Linked DNA regions of Homo sapiens: all the other regions are linked to region 4. The links are chromatin contacts, found by Hi-C or POLR2A ChIA-PET in ENCODE. All regions are on one chromosome and are shown on one strand. The core of a region is the stretch at or near the end of the contact, and the rest is flanking DNA. Distances in the headings are between cores, read along the strand shown.

Region 1 (2,700 bases), core at 80-2,579, 500 kb after region 4:
TCATGTAAAAGTAACTCCGGCCGGGCGCGGTGGCTCACGCCTGTAATCCCAGCACTTTGGGAGGCCGAGGTGGGCGGATCACGATGTCAGGAGATCGAGACCATCCTGGCTAATACGGTGAAACCCTCTCTCTACAAAAATACAAAAAATTAGCCGGGCGTGATGACGAGCGCCTGTAGTCCCAGCTACCCGGGAGGCTGAGGCAGGAGAATGGCGTGAACCCGGGAGGCGGAGCTTGCAGTGAGCCGAGATCGCGCCACTGCACTCCAGCCTGGGCGACAGAGCAAGACTCCGTCTCAAAAAAAAAAAAAAAAAAAAAGTAACTCCTATAATCTTAAGTACTAGTGTAATATAAAACTATACGCATGCTCCAGAGAAGTCATCCTGGCAACCTCTCTGGAAGGAGTTTGAAATAAACCGTATCTTTCTCAACACGCTTGTACACCCCAAGTCTAGCATAGTCACACAACAGAGAAGTTCAGTCTGGCAACACACTACAGCCGGAGACAAACTAGGTGGCCACCGTGATGGTTCAAGCCAGGAACTAGTTAATTAAAGGTTGAGGTGAGCAGGCTTGTCTGCGACATTTGCATATTTCTGACTTGCGTACTTAGAAGACGAAGGCCAGTACCCTTAAGACTGATGGTTTCCGAAAGAAACACTGTCGTCTCTAGTTGCTGTCCTCCTTCCTCCTCCCTGTCTATCCCGGAGAAAAGACCCTCAGAGAAACACCCACACTTAGTCTCTGGCCCTCGGCTCCCAGGAACGCTGCCGGAGCAACACCGCCGTCTAGGCTGGACGCTGAGAGAGGATCGTCCACGACTCACTTCAAGGCTGAACCAAGAAAACACAGTAAAGGAACTTGCCGGCGGCCGCGACGGTAGCGTCAGTTAGAAATCAGGTCTCCAGTGTTCCCAGTTCCCACCAGTCCAACTGCGAGGAGTGCGACGTGAGTCTGAGTCTGATCCCTCCGAAAACCGTACTTCCGGCGCTGTCTCGGAGGCCTCCCGTCCCCTCCCTTGTCCGTCTTCTAACTCTTCCCCACGCCAGGTCCGTCAAGCCTAAGTCCTTGAGTTCCGGGTCCGGGCAGCAGAGAAAGGAAGTCCTCTCCCTGGAGGCCTATCTCCCTCAGAACTGCGCGAGAAGCGAGACCTTAGAAGGCAGGGCTTCCCGCGAAGGACCGGAAAGGAGCGCCTACTAAGGACGCCGTCGAGGTCCGGGGCGCCTCAACTCTATAGCTCTAACTGGCTAGAAGTGCCCAACGTGGAATGTTTCTTTTTTAAAGGCGGCTCTTGAAGCGACCCGGAAGCGGAAGTGGAAGAAAGTTCTAGTGGCTTGAGGTATCCGCAGGAGCGGCCGGGTGGCGGGAGGAACCGTTACGGGAACTGAAGTTGCGGGTGAGCGCCAGCCGCGGAGCAGGGCCCTGATTGGAGGCCAGAGGGGTTGCGGGGAGAAGGGGAGGAGAGGGGTCGCAGGCGCTGTGGCGGGCCCTGGGGGAGAGCTTGGCCGCGCTGCGGGGAGGGGGCGGGGTGCAGCGCGTGGGAGCCGGGCCGCGGGAAGGGGCGGGCCGCAGCGGCGCGCGGTGGGGGCGGAGCTGGGGCGCGGCGTGAACCCCGCGGGCGGGGAGCGGGTGTGCGCAGCGCTAGGTGTGCGCTTCGCCCTGTAGGTAGAGAGACCCTTTGGTTAGCTTTCCACGCCAAGTGGCCGTTCCAGGCAGGCAGTGTCGTCTTGGTTCAGCCAAGGTCACAGAGGGAGTGATAGCTTCCGCGCAGCCCTGGCTACGGACTCTGGGCATCTTTCCACTGCCCCGCTTGCGCCACCTGTTAGGCAGGATCGTTTTTCCTCTGGGGCAAGATCAAAATCCAGGTCCTGCAGGAAGAAACTCCTCTTAAAAATAGTAGGGAAGAGTCTCCCTGGAACTGTTTTCTCCTTTCAGGATGAGGGGGATCGAGCAAGCCACTGTAACCCCTGGCTTGGCTTCCTCTTACTATGAGATTGCTCGTGGGCCCTTAGAAGTTCCAGGTCTTCAGCCCTAATCTGCCTTTTTTTTGGGATTCCTAGATTAAGCCTGATCAAGATGACAACCTCCCAAAAGCACCGAGACTTCGTGGCAGAGCCCATGGGGGAGAAGCCAGTGGGGAGCCTGGCTGGGATTGGTGAAGTCCTGGGCAAGAAGCTGGAGGAAAGGGGTTTTGACAAGGTGTGGGGTGGCTGCGTGTACCTAGTGCAAGCGGGGGGTGGAAGGGAAGTGATTCCATCTGCTGGGGGATGGACAGTAAGGTATAATCTGAAGAGGCTGCCAGAGCCTGGGCACCTGGTGGAGAGGAGAGGGGGGCAAAACCCGCGCTGCTTCCTGGGCTTGTGTGCTCTGAATGGCACAGGAATGGCTGTCTTGCTCTTATCTCTCACTGAGCACTGAGCAGCACGCTCCTTCCTTTTCCCTGTTTTGCAGGCCTATGTTGTCCTTGGCCAGTTTCTGGTGCTAAAGAAAGATGAAGACCTCTTCCGGGAATGGCTGAAAGACACTTGTGGCGCCAACGCCAAGCAGTCCCGGGACTGCTTCGGATGCCTTCGAGAGTGGTGCGACGCCTTCTTGTGATGCTCTCTGGGAAGCTCTCAATCCCCAGCCCTCATCCAGAGTTTGCAGCCGAGTAGGGACTCCTCCCCTGTCCTCTACGAAGGAAAAGATTGCTATTGTCG
Region 2 (2,700 bases), core at 5-2,504, 420 kb after region 4:
CACCTGGAGAGCCCTCCTCTTCCAGCTCCTCACCTGGTTCCATCCTGCTGTGAGGGAACCGAGTCAGGGCAGGGTCTGAGACAATAACTACAGATGCCAGGCACTGGATTAAACTGTGGCCTTGAGTAAGAGTTACTGTCGATGCGCCTCAGTTGCCTCATCTTTACAATGGGATAACAACTGTTCCTGTCCCGTAGATCTGCTATGAAAATTAGATGCCTGAGGAGTCAGCGCTCCAGAAGGGTTGCTGCAGTTATTACTATTCTCCTTGACTTACAGAAAAGGAAACTGAGGCTGAGAAAAAGGACTTGCCCAAGGTCACACCTGCAGTGCGTGGCAGGGCCGAAGGGTGAATCCAGGCGTGGGAGCAACCAGCCCCAGCTACACCTCCCGGCCCTGCCAAGGCCCCCTTTTCCTGGCAGGTATCCGGTGCGCTGGCATTTAATAGAGGAACGCAAAGAAGCGCACGTTCGCGCAGCTCCCGAGGCCGGCTCTGTAAGGCCAGGCCTCCCAGGCAGGCGTTATCGGGCCCACTTACAGACGAGGACGCTGAAGTCCAGAGAGGTTACAGGCCGTTCCGAGGCCAATGGGGCGGTTCCCAGACTCGAACCAGGGCTTGTTAGAGCCTGCAGGAGAGCCAGGCTCCGGCCGTGCCGCGCCCGCCGCCATTAACGCCCACGGGCCCGAGCTGTGCTCCCGCCCCGGCCCTGCCCTGCCCCTCCCGCCGCCCGCAGTCACCTCCGGCCTTCGCTGCGTTCGACGCCGGCCCAGCCCCGGGCCCGGCTCCGCTCCTGCCGTGGCTCCGCGCCACCGCCACCGCGCCCCACCCCCGCCACGGCCGCCGCCGCCGCCGCCGCCATCTTAGCGCCGCGCCACCTCAACAACAACTTTATAGACAGGCGCAGCCACAGGGCGGAGCCGCGGGCCTCAGCGGCCGCAGCGGCCGCGCTGTGGGGCGGGGCCGGCAGGGGAAGGGGCGGGGCCGACGGGGAGGTGCTGACTCGGGGGCGGGGCCATCGCGGGAACCCCGGGAGGGGCGGGCCGCGGGGGGCGGGGCCAACGTTCGCTCTTCTGGCCTTGGGGGCGGGCGGGAGCGGCGGTCCAGACTGGGGAGGGACGCGCACCGGCCAGGAGGCTTCAAGAGGAGGGCACTAGGGCCCTGCGAGCGGCGTCTTAACCGGCGGCGCTAGGACTCCGCGGGAAACGGCGGGGGCGGAGCGGGCGGCACCAGGACCCAGGGGAACCGCGACGGGCGGGCGGCGAGCAGGCCCGGGAGCCGGGAGGCTGCGGGCGGCGGCGCTGGACCCGACGCGGCGAGAGAGGCCCCGAGATGCCGAGCAAGAAGAAGAAGTACAACGCGCGGTTCCCGCCGGTGAGCACGTGGCAGAGCCCGGCAGGAGTGGGCCCGGCTCCCGGGTGGCTTGGGCCCAGTTCCCGCTGGGCAGGCGGGCGCGCCGCGGTGTTCGGGGGCCTGGACGCCCCGCCCCCTCCATGCCCTCCCCGCGTCCGTGTCCCCCGCCCCCTTTCTCCGGGGATGCCCCTTCCTCCCCCAGCACCCCCTTAGGGGACGGTGGCGACGGGGTCTGAACTCTGCTCCCCCACCCGCAGGCGCGGATCAAGAAGATCATGCAGACGGACGAAGAGATTGGGAAGGTGGCGGCGGCGGTGCCTGTCATCATCTGTATCCTGCCGGGGGCGGACCGGGTCGAGGGGCGTGGGGGAGGGAGGCAGCGGGTCGCCCTCTCCTGCCCCGGAGTTCTCCTTGACGCTCCTCAGCCCGGGCGCTCGAGCTCTTCCTAGAGTCGCTGTTGAAGAAGGCCTGCCAGGTGACCCAGTCGCGGAACGCGAAGACCATGACCACATCCCACCTGTGAGCGGCGAGGAGCCGGGAGGGGCCGGCGGGTTTGGCGCGGGGAGTTCACACACTGAGGAAGGCAGAGCCTGGGTGGCGAGGGAGGTGGGCGGCAGCCGGGACACCAGCAAGGCCACAGACTGGCAGAGGAGAGGCTGGGCTTCCAGGCAGAGGGAGCCACCTGAGTAAAGCAGGGCAGGCCCGGGAGCGGAGATCGGCCCGGGCTCCAGCCTGACATCTGGGGCCCCTTGCTGCCACCCACTGCGGGTTTGGGTGTCTGGGCCCCTCTTGAGTGCCAGCCCCTCCTCACCTCTTCCAGGAAGCAGTGCATCGAGCTGGAGCAGCAGTTTGACTTCTTGAAGGACCTGGTGGCATCTGTTCCCGACATGCAGGGGGACGGGGAAGACAACCACATGGATGGGGACAAGGGCGCCCGCAGGTGGGGCCAGGGCCTGGCATACAGTGGGGAAGGCCAAGGCCACAGGGCTTGGGGGTGGCCAAGGAGTAGGGAGCACTCCGGGCAGATGGACTGTACCTTCCCAAAGGGGCCGGAAGCCAGGCAGCGGCGGCCGGAAGAACGGTGGGATGGGAACGAAAAGCAAGGACAAGAAGCTGTCCGGGACAGACTCGGAGCAGGAGGTGAGTGAGGCCCCAGCCCTTCGCCCTGCCCTTGGTGATGGGACAGGCAGCCTCGCCCCAGGCTGAACTGGCAGGAGGCCAGCTCTCATCCTTTTCTGCAACCTGTTTGCTCACTGGTTTATTTGTAAATTGGGGCTATGAGGGTCTACTGCTGTCCCTGCCACTCCCAGTGATGGGTTCGTGTCTTTTCTTGTCAACTCTGACCTCTG
Region 3 (2,700 bases), core at 150-2,649, 460 kb after region 4:
CAGGGAGCCACAGACTGAGCAACCACTGGGTGAGGGGAGGGGTTTCAGGAGAGATTGGGATTGTGTGCACTGCGCTTTTTTTTTTTTTTTTTAAGACAGAGTCTCGCTCTGTCACCAGGCCGGAGTGCAATGGTGTGATCTCAACTCACTGCAACCTCTGCCTCCCAGGTTCAAGCGATTCTCCTGCCTCAGCCTCCTGAGTAGCTGGGACTACAGGTGTGCGCCACCACACCCAGCTAATTTTTGTATTTTTAGTAGAGACGGGGTTTTACCATGTAGGCCAGGATGGTCTCGATCTCTTGACCTCGTGATTCGCCTGCCTTGGCCTCCCAAAGTGCTGGGATTACAGGCGTGAGCCACCGCGCCCGGCCTGCACTGGGGTTTTAAGTCCCAATAGTTTTAAGTTAGGGCTGGTCTCCTCAAGAAAAAAACTCATACACACAGATGTGCCACATTTTGCATTCAATTTCAGGGGTTCCAGGGATACACTGACGCCCATGTGGAGCTCCTAAACAATCTTAACAGTTCACGGGGCCAGGTTTTAAAAATCCAATCCAGGGCCAGGCGCAGTGGCGCATGCCTGTAATCTCAGCACTTTGGGAGGCCAAGGCGGGTGTATAGCCTGAGCTCAGGAGTTCGAGACCAGCCTGGCCAACATAGTGACCCCACCCCCTACCCCCGCTCCCCACCAACCATCTACAAAAAAATACAAAAATTAAAGGGGCGTGGTAGCGTACTCTCGTAGTCCCAGCTACTGGGAAGGCTGAGGTGGGAGGATCACTTGAGCCCAGGAGGTCGAGGCTGCAGTGCGCTGTGATCACGCCACTGCACTCCAGCCTGAGCAACAGAGTGAGATCCTATCTCAAGGGAAAAAACAAAACAAAACAAAACAGGGAACGTGGGAAGGAAGCGTTCCCTGACGATACTGGTTATAGCGGGTCTGAAGCTGGGCTGTGGAATTGGAGATCTCGGGAAAACAACACCCGTTGGAGCCACGACCCTAGGAGTCCACTAAGCGAGCGCCCATTGTAGGAGGGAGGTGTCTACGGAAAGACCGTGAGGTAGTGAACACCCCGTTGCCGGTGAAGTGCAAGCGCAGGGAGGCCGGGGAGGAACTTAAAGCCACGAAGACACTGACTTAATGGGCTCTAAGTCCTTCCAGTTCTGGGATCCCACCTCCGGGTTAATTCCGCTTCCCTTGAGGAGCGCATGCGCAATGGGACCACTCGCTCAAAGAACCCACCCGACCCGAGACGGCGCGAATGTGCAGTCGAGCGCTGATCCCGGCCTTCCCATGAGCCTCTGGGGCAGGCTCCAAGGCGAGCGACGGAAGCAGCCGCTCTTAGTTTCCGGCAACACGACAGCGGCTGCCGAGCGACCCGGAAGTATTCCCATTTTGCGTTGTCTGGGCTCGGCGGCAGCCGGGCTCGGAGTGGACGTGCCACTATGGGGTCGTCCAAGAAGCATCGCGGAGAGAAGGAGGCGGCCGGGACGACGGCGGCGGCCGGCACCGGGGGTGCCACCGAGCAGCCGCCGCGGCACCGGGAACACAAAAAACACAAGCACCGGAGTGGCGGCAGTGGCGGTAGCGGTGGCGAACGACGGAAGCGGAGCCGGGAACGTGGGGGCGAGCGCGGGAGCGGGCGGCGCGGGGCCGAAGCTGAGGCCCGGAGCAGCACGCACGGGCGGGAGCGCAGCCAGGCAGAGCCCTCCGAGCGGCGCGTGAAGCGGGAGAAGCGCGATGACGGCTACGAGGCCGGTGAGGAGGCGGGGCCTGCGCAGGGGGCGGGTCGGGCGGGGGTCCCGGAACGCGTGGGTCTGGGTGTGCGCGCAGTGTCAGCGAAGCTCTTCAGGCCAGGAAACCCCCAAGCTGTTTACCAGCTCTATTAAATAGTCTTTCTACGGGATCCCTTGAGCCCAGGAGTTAGAGGCTGCAGTGAGCTGCGGTCCCGCCAGTGTACTCCAGCCTGGGCAACAAAGCGAGACTCTGTCTCAAAAAGAAAAAAGTCTTTCTACGGTTGTTTAGGATTAGAGGTTGACTTTCTCCACTCAGCTGCTTGAGGACAGAGGGCTTCTGTTTTCCTCAGTTGTCTGGTACAATCAGATTCTCAATAAATATGTTGAATGAGTGAATGAAGTAGTGTCAGCATATACAGAGGCAAGAAAAACCTGGTATTGGACGAATCGTGTAGGGCGCATGGTAGAGAAATGAGGGAGTAAGATAGACAGGGATGTGAACACAAAGGACCCTGTACTGTAGTCTCTGTTAAGAACTGTAGATTGTCTTGAGGATAGTAGGGAGCCATGGATGTGAGTTGAGGAGTGAGTTGCTCAGATCCGTATTTTGTAAACATCACTGGATTGAGAATTTAGTCAAAGGTAGTCAGGACTGGAGACCAGGAAACCAGGAGGGCTATAGGCCAGGGGAGGGCTGATGGTGGCCTGCACCAAGGCAGCAGCAGTGGGATTGAGAGAAGTGGACAGGTTGGAGAGGTGTTTTGGAGGAGGAATGAACAGAACTCAGCACTTGTATGAGGGTGGGAAGAAGGAATGGAGGATGACTCCTTGAATTTTGGCTTGAGCAGCCAGATAGGTAGTGGGTGTCATTTCTACTGAAATTGAGGAGTAGGGAAGAGAAGCAGATTTGGAGCGGGGGTGGGGGGAGATAGTTCACTTTTGGGGTTGTCAAGGTTGATGGTA
Region 4 (2,700 bases), core at 44-2,543:
CGAGACTTCTGTAAAGGACTGGGGCCCCGCAACTGGCCTCTCCTGCCCTCTTAAGCGCAGCGCCATTTTAGCAACGCAGAAGCCCGGCGCCGGGAAGCCTCAGCTCGCCTGAAGGCAGGTCCCCTCTGACGCCTCCGGGAGCCCAGGTTTCCCAGAGTCCTTGGGACGCAGCGACGAGTTGTGCTGCTATCTTAGCTGTCCTTATAGGCTGGCCATTCCAGGTGGTGGTATTTAGATAAAACCACTCAAACTCTGCAGTTTGGTCTTGGGGTTTGGAGGAAAGCTTTTATTTTTCTTCCTGCTCCGGTTCAGAAGGTCTGAAGCTCATACCTAACCAGGCATAACACAGAATCTGCAAAACAAAAACCCCTAAAAAAGCAGACCCAGAGCAGTGTAAACACTTCTGGGTGTGTCCCTGACTGGCTGCCCAAGGTCTCTGTGTCTTCGGAGACAAAGCCATTCGCTTAGTTGGTCTACTTTAAAAGGCCACTTGAACTCGCTTTCCATGGCGATTTGCCTTGTGAGCACTTTCAGGAGAGCCTGGAAGCTGAAAAACGGTAGAAAAATTTCCGTGCGGGCCGTGGGGGGCTGGCGGCAACTGGGGGGCCGCAGATCAGAGTGGGCCACTGGCAGCCAACGGCCCCCGGGGCTCAGGCGGGGAGCAGCTCTGTGGTGTGGGATTGAGGCGTTTTCCAAGAGTGGGTTTTCACGTTTCTAAGATTTCCCAAGCAGACAGCCCGTGCTGCTCCGATTTCTCGAACAAAAAAGCAAAACGTGTGGCTGTCTTGGGAGCAAGTCGCAGGACTGCAAGCAGTTGGGGGAGAAAGTCCGCCATTTTGCCACTTCTCAACCGTCCCTGCAAGGCTGGGGCTCAGTTGCGTAATGGAAAGTAAAGCCCTGAACTATCACACTTTAATCTTCCTTCAAAAGGTGGTAAACTATACCTACTGTCCCTCAAGAGAACACAAGAAGTGCTTTAAGAGGTATTTTAAAAGTTCCGGGGGTTTTGTGAGGTGTTTGATGACCCGTTTAAAATATGATTTCCATGTTTCTTTTGTCTAAAGTTTGCAGCTCAAATCTTTCCACACGCTAGTAATTTAAGTATTTCTGCATGTGTAGTTTGCATTCAAGTTCCATAAGCTGTTAAGAAAAATCTAGAAAAGTAAAACTAGAACCTATTTTTAACCGAAGAACTACTTTTTGCCTCCCTCACAAAGGCGGCGGAAGGTGATCGAATTCCGGTGATGCGAGTTGTTCTCCGTCTATAAATACGCCTCGCCCGAGCTGTGCGGTAGGCATTGAGGCAGCCAGCGCAGGGGCTTCTGCTGAGGGGGCAGGCGGAGCTTGAGGAAACCGCAGATAAGTTTTTTTCTCTTTGAAAGATAGAGATTAATACAACTACTTAAAAAATATAGTCAATAGGTTACTAAGATATTGCTTAGCGTTAAGTTTTTAACGTAATTTTAATAGCTTAAGATTTTAAGAGAAAATATGAAGACTTAGAAGAGTAGCATGAGGAAGGAAAAGATAAAAGGTTTCTAAAACATGACGGAGGTTGAGATGAAGCTTCTTCATGGAGTAAAAAATGTATTTAAAAGAAAATTGAGAGAAAGGACTACAGAGCCCCGAATTAATACCAATAGAAGGGCAATGCTTTTAGATTAAAATGAAGGTGACTTAAACAGCTTAAAGTTTAGTTTAAAAGTTGTAGGTGATTAAAATAATTTGAAGGCGATCTTTTAAAAAGAGATTAAACCGAAGGTGATTAAAAGACCTTGAAATCCATGACGCAGGGAGAATTGCGTCATTTAAAGCCTAGTTAACGCATTTACTAAACGCAGACGAAAATGGAAAGATTAATTGGGAGTGGTAGGATGAAACAATTTGGAGAAGATAGAAGTTTGAAGTGGAAAACTGGAAGACAGAAGTACGGGAAGGCGAAGAAAAGAATAGAGAAGATAGGGAAATTAGAAGATAAAAACATACTTTTAGAAGAAAAAAGATAAATTTAAACCTGAAAAGTAGGAAGCAGAAGAAAAAAGACAAGCTAGGAAACAAAAAGCTAAGGGCAAAATGTACAAACTTAGAAGAAAATTGGAAGATAGAAACAAGATAGAAAATGAAAATATTGTCAAGAGTTTCAGATAGAAAATGAAAAACAAGCTAAGACAAGTATTGGAGAAGTATAGAAGATAGAAAAATATAAAGCCAAAAATTGGATAAAATAGCACTGAAAAAATGAGGAAATTATTGGTAACCAATTTATTTTAAAAGCCCATCAATTTAATTTCTGGTGGTGCAGAAGTTAGAAGGTAAAGCTTGAGAAGATGAGGGTGTTTACGTAGACCAGAACCAATTTAGAAGAATACTTGAAGCTAGAAGGGGAAGTTGGTTAAAAATCACATCAAAAAGCTACTAAAAGGACTGGTGTAATTTAAAAAAAACTAAGGCAGAAGGCTTTTGGAAGAGTTAGAAGAATTTGGAAGGCCTTAAATATAGTAGCTTAGTTTGAAAAATGTGAAGGACTTTCGTAACGGAAGTAATTCAAGATCAAGAGTAATTACCAACTTAATGTTTTTGCATTGGACTTTGAGTTAAGATTATTTTTTAAATCCTGAGGACTAGCATTAATTGACAGCTGACCCAGGTGCTACACAGAAGTGGATTCAGTGAATCTAGGAAGACAGCAGCAGACAGGAT
Region 5 (2,700 bases), core at 33-2,532, 390 kb after region 4:
GGGTCCGGCCCACACAGATCAGCCCAATCTTTTTAAATACATTTTTTTTTTCGAGACAGCGTCTCGCTCTGTCGCCCAGGCTGGAGTGCAGTGGCGCGATCTCGGCTCACTGCAACCTCCGCCTCCCGGGTTCAAGCAGTTCTCTGCCTCAGCCTCCCGAGTAGCTGAGATTACAGGCTCCTCCCACCACGCCCGGCTAATTTTTGTATTTTTAGTAGAAACGGGGTTTCACCATCTTGGCCAGTTAAAGGCATATTTTAAAATGTTACTCCCTTGCTTAACATCCTTACAAATGTTACTCTCTTGCTTAACATCCTTAGTGGCCTTTGGAAATGCTCCAACCTGGTACTGGAAGTTCTTAAGAATCTGGCTTTTACCTACCTTTGAAGCCTCGCTCTCTCTCTCTTAGCATTTTCTCGACACATCTGCTTTTCAAAAACCAAGCTATCCTCATTGTTCCTAAAGCAGCTAGGCTCTTTCGGGCACCAGTGTCTTTCACTATGTTATTCTCTCTCCCTGAAATAGCTCTTTACTTGGCAAAGTCCTATGGATCTACCAGAGCCTCTTGGATAGCATCTCTTTTGGGAACCCTCTTAAGGACCCTCAGACCATACTCCTCCCGGATTTATTTCTTGCTTAACACAGCTTGACTTCCCGGACAGACTGCGACCTCCTTGAGGATGGAATCGGTATTTTGGTTAAATTTATTTCTGCATGGGCCTTGCACATAAAAAACGTTTATTGAACAAACGAATCCTGTATGTTCCTCCCCCCAGGCAGGAAACGCTCCCTGGGAGGGAGGGTAGTCTATTGGTGAGCTAGGACGTTTGGACTCAGGGTTCCGAGGAACCAGGAGCGATCCTTAGTGGGCCGAGACTTCCGAATTTGATCAAAGGTAAAGAGGGACTGGAGAGCGGTCCATCTGACTTCTGTGGGGGATGGGCAGGAGTCAGGGGCGGACGCCTGAATCTTGTTTCTCAGAAGAGCCGAGAGGCCTAGGCTCAAGCTTGGGGCGATCCGGTACTTGGAGGTTCGAAGCTCCTAGTTTCGGGTTGAGACCGATGTGGAGGGCGATGACGCGCGGGTTCCTTGACATCGAGGATCAGTAACACCCGGAGTGGGTGGGGAACGAGGGGGGCGGCCCCTGAGCTCAGGCCCCGCCCCTTTCCGGGGACGTTTCACCGGATTGGCTGTCCTTCCATAACGACATGCGGCCCCGCCCCGGCGCGCGCCCCGCCGCGTGCCCAGCCCGGGTAGCTGCTGCAGCCTACGCTGCCTCGGCCACTGCCTGCCGCGTGCGGAGCCGGAGCCCGAGCCTGAGTGGCGCCGGGCCCGACGTGGGGCTCCTGGGCCGCGGCGGCGGGCGGGCGATGCTCCAGAGGCCTGACCAGCCATGGAGGCCGAGGCAGGCGGCCTGGAGGAGCTGACGGACGAGGAGATGGCGGCGCTAGGCAAGGAAGAGCTAGTGCGGCGCCTGCGGCGGGAGGAGGCGGCGCGCCTGGCGGCACTGGTGCAGCGCGGCCGCCTCATGCAGGAGGTGAATCGGCAGCTGCAGGGCCACCTGGGCGAGATCCGCGAGCTCAAGCAGCTCAACCGGCGTCTGCAGGCAGAGAACCGTGAGCTGCGCGACCTCTGCTGCTTCCTGGACTCGGAGCGCCAGCGCGGGCGGCGCGCCGCACGCCAGTGGCAGCTCTTCGGGACCCAAGCATCCCGGGCCGTGCGCGAGGACCTGGGCGGCTGTTGGCAGAAGCTGGCCGAGCTGGAGGGCCGCCAGGAGGAGCTGCTGCGGGAGAACCTAGCGCTTAAGGAGCTCTGCCTGGCGCTGGGCGAAGAATGGGGCCCCCGCGGCGGCCCCAGCGGCGCCGGGGGATCAGGAGCCGGGCCAGCACCCGAGCTTGCCTTGCCCCCGTGCGGGCCCCGCGACCTAGGCGATGGAAGCTCCAGCACTGGCAGCGTGGGCAGTCCGGATCAGTTGCCCCTGGCCTGTTCCCCCGATGATTGAAGGCACTGCTTCCTCCACGCCGACGCCCGCCCGGATTGCTCCCCGAGCCCCGGGACCGCTGTGGACCTCGGGACCTGGACGCCGTCCTGGCTGCGCAGGAGGGGCCGCTGGCATGGACTAAGAAATCCTGACACCAAGAAGGGCCCCTCGCTCTTGCTGGCAGGGCAGCAGGGGGACTGAAGGCTGGAGCGGAGGGACTTGCTGGGGGTTGGATTGGGGGTAATAAACCCGGACGGAAGCGGAGCCCACGGCCTGGGCAGCGTCTGTTTGGTACTCGCCGGGGTTGGGGCGAGGGTGGGGTGCTGATACAGGGTACAATTCCCATCCAGAAGGACTGCAGAACTAATGATTCCCCCATTACTTCGAGCCTGGGGTGGGATGCGGGGCAGTGGTAAACCAGACTTCCCCCATCGGGCGCCGGGACCGGCCTTAATCCAGCCCCTGAAGTGGCTCCAGCTCCCTTCCCGGCTCCTTCCTGTCCAAGACAATGGGGCAGGAAGCAGGTGCTGGGGGCCTAGAACCACTCGGCCGCCTCCTCTGAGGCTGGAAGGGGGCATAACAGCGCCCCTCCGTGGCACACGCAGCAGCACTGTGGGCCCCCACGGGGAGAGGGGCGGTAAGCCTCTTCGCTTTTACCCCAGAGGACTGTCTCCCCTCAGTCCCGGAGATGAGGCCGAGCGGATGTAGCCCCACTTGTC

Evidence for each region. A loop is a pair of places that touch in the nucleus more often than their neighbours do. ChIA-PET counts read pairs that join two places held with the same protein, here RNA polymerase II (POLR2A). Pooled maps may share reads with other maps.
Region 1: a pooled map shows a loop between it and region 4 (5-fold over the local background). The contact joins the promoter of BANF1 here to the promoter of MALAT1 in region 4. A Hi-C loop is called at or near these places in 1 of 50 pooled maps. POLR2A ChIA-PET finds 5 or more read pairs at or near these places in 2 of 52 experiments (Panc1 and activated CD4-positive, alpha-beta T cell).
Region 2: a pooled map shows a loop between it and region 4 (4-fold over the local background). The contact joins the promoter of DRAP1 here to the promoter of MALAT1 in region 4. A Hi-C loop is called at or near these places in 2 of 50 pooled maps. POLR2A ChIA-PET finds 5 or more read pairs at or near these places in 5 of 52 experiments (CD8-positive, alpha-beta T cell, H1, Panc1 and 2 more).
Region 3: a pooled map shows a loop between it and region 4 (6-fold over the local background). The contact joins the promoter of SART1 here to the promoter of MALAT1 in region 4. A Hi-C loop is called at or near these places in 2 of 50 pooled maps. POLR2A ChIA-PET finds 5 or more read pairs at or near these places in 3 of 52 experiments (B cell, activated CD4-positive, alpha-beta T cell and activated T-cell).
Region 5: a pooled map shows a loop between it and region 4 (4-fold over the local background). The contact joins the promoter of CCDC85B here to the promoter of MALAT1 in region 4. A Hi-C loop is called at or near these places in 3 of 50 pooled maps. POLR2A ChIA-PET finds 5 or more read pairs at or near these places in 22 of 52 experiments (BJ, CD4-positive, alpha-beta T cell, CD4-positive, alpha-beta memory T cell and 15 more).

The regions. Positions count from the first base shown.
Region 1 is chr11:66,001,174-66,003,873 of GRCh38, forward strand. BANF1 (barrier to autointegration nuclear assembly factor 1) reads left to right here and starts at 1,330. Exons shown (of 3, transcript NM_003860.4): 1 at 1,330-1,397; 2 at 2,062-2,200; 3 at 2,453-2,700. The coding sequence starts at 2,078. The coding sequence ends at 2,599. It overlaps EIF1AD (eukaryotic translation initiation factor 1A domain containing), which reads right to left and starts at 984. Exons shown (of 6, transcript NM_001242481.2): 1 at 737-984. RefSeq lists enhancers at 682-1,051, 2,059-2,700 and a silencer at 1,352-1,691.
Region 2 is chr11:65,918,172-65,920,871 of GRCh38, forward strand. DRAP1 (DR1 associated protein 1) reads left to right here and starts at 1,255. Exons shown (of 7, transcript NM_006442.4): 1 at 1,255-1,372; 2 at 1,609-1,681; 3 at 1,777-1,870; 4 at 2,172-2,291; 5 at 2,398-2,491. The coding sequence starts at 1,331. It overlaps C11orf68 (chromosome 11 open reading frame 68), which reads right to left and starts at 891. Exons shown (of 2, transcript NM_001135635.2): 1 at 739-891; 2 at 1-47. The coding sequence starts at 860. RefSeq lists enhancers at 8-927, 928-1,848 and a silencer at 645-1,714.
Region 3 is chr11:65,960,335-65,963,034 of GRCh38, forward strand. It overlaps SART1 (spliceosome associated factor 1, recruiter of U4/U6.U5 tri-snRNP), which reads left to right and starts at 1,400. Exons shown (of 20, transcript NM_005146.5): 1 at 1,400-1,759. The coding sequence starts at 1,447. RefSeq lists an enhancer at 1,258-2,045.
Region 4 is chr11:65,497,752-65,500,451 of GRCh38, forward strand. It overlaps MALAT1 (metastasis associated lung adenocarcinoma transcript 1), which reads left to right and starts at 1,294. Exons shown (of 1, transcript NR_002819.5): 1 at 1,294-2,700. It also overlaps TALAM1. RefSeq lists enhancers at 1-485, 55-294, 355-424, 985-1,054, 1,105-1,184 and 1 more and a silencer at 1-14.
Region 5 is chr11:65,889,391-65,892,090 of GRCh38, forward strand. It overlaps CCDC85B (coiled-coil domain containing 85B), which reads left to right and starts at 1,283. Exons shown (of 1, transcript NM_006848.3): 1 at 1,283-2,245. The coding sequence starts at 1,394. The coding sequence ends at 2,002. It overlaps FOSL1 (FOS like 1, AP-1 transcription factor subunit), which reads right to left. Exons shown (of 4, transcript NM_005438.5): 4 at 2,659-2,700. RefSeq lists a silencer at 1,074-1,553 and an enhancer at 2,694-2,700.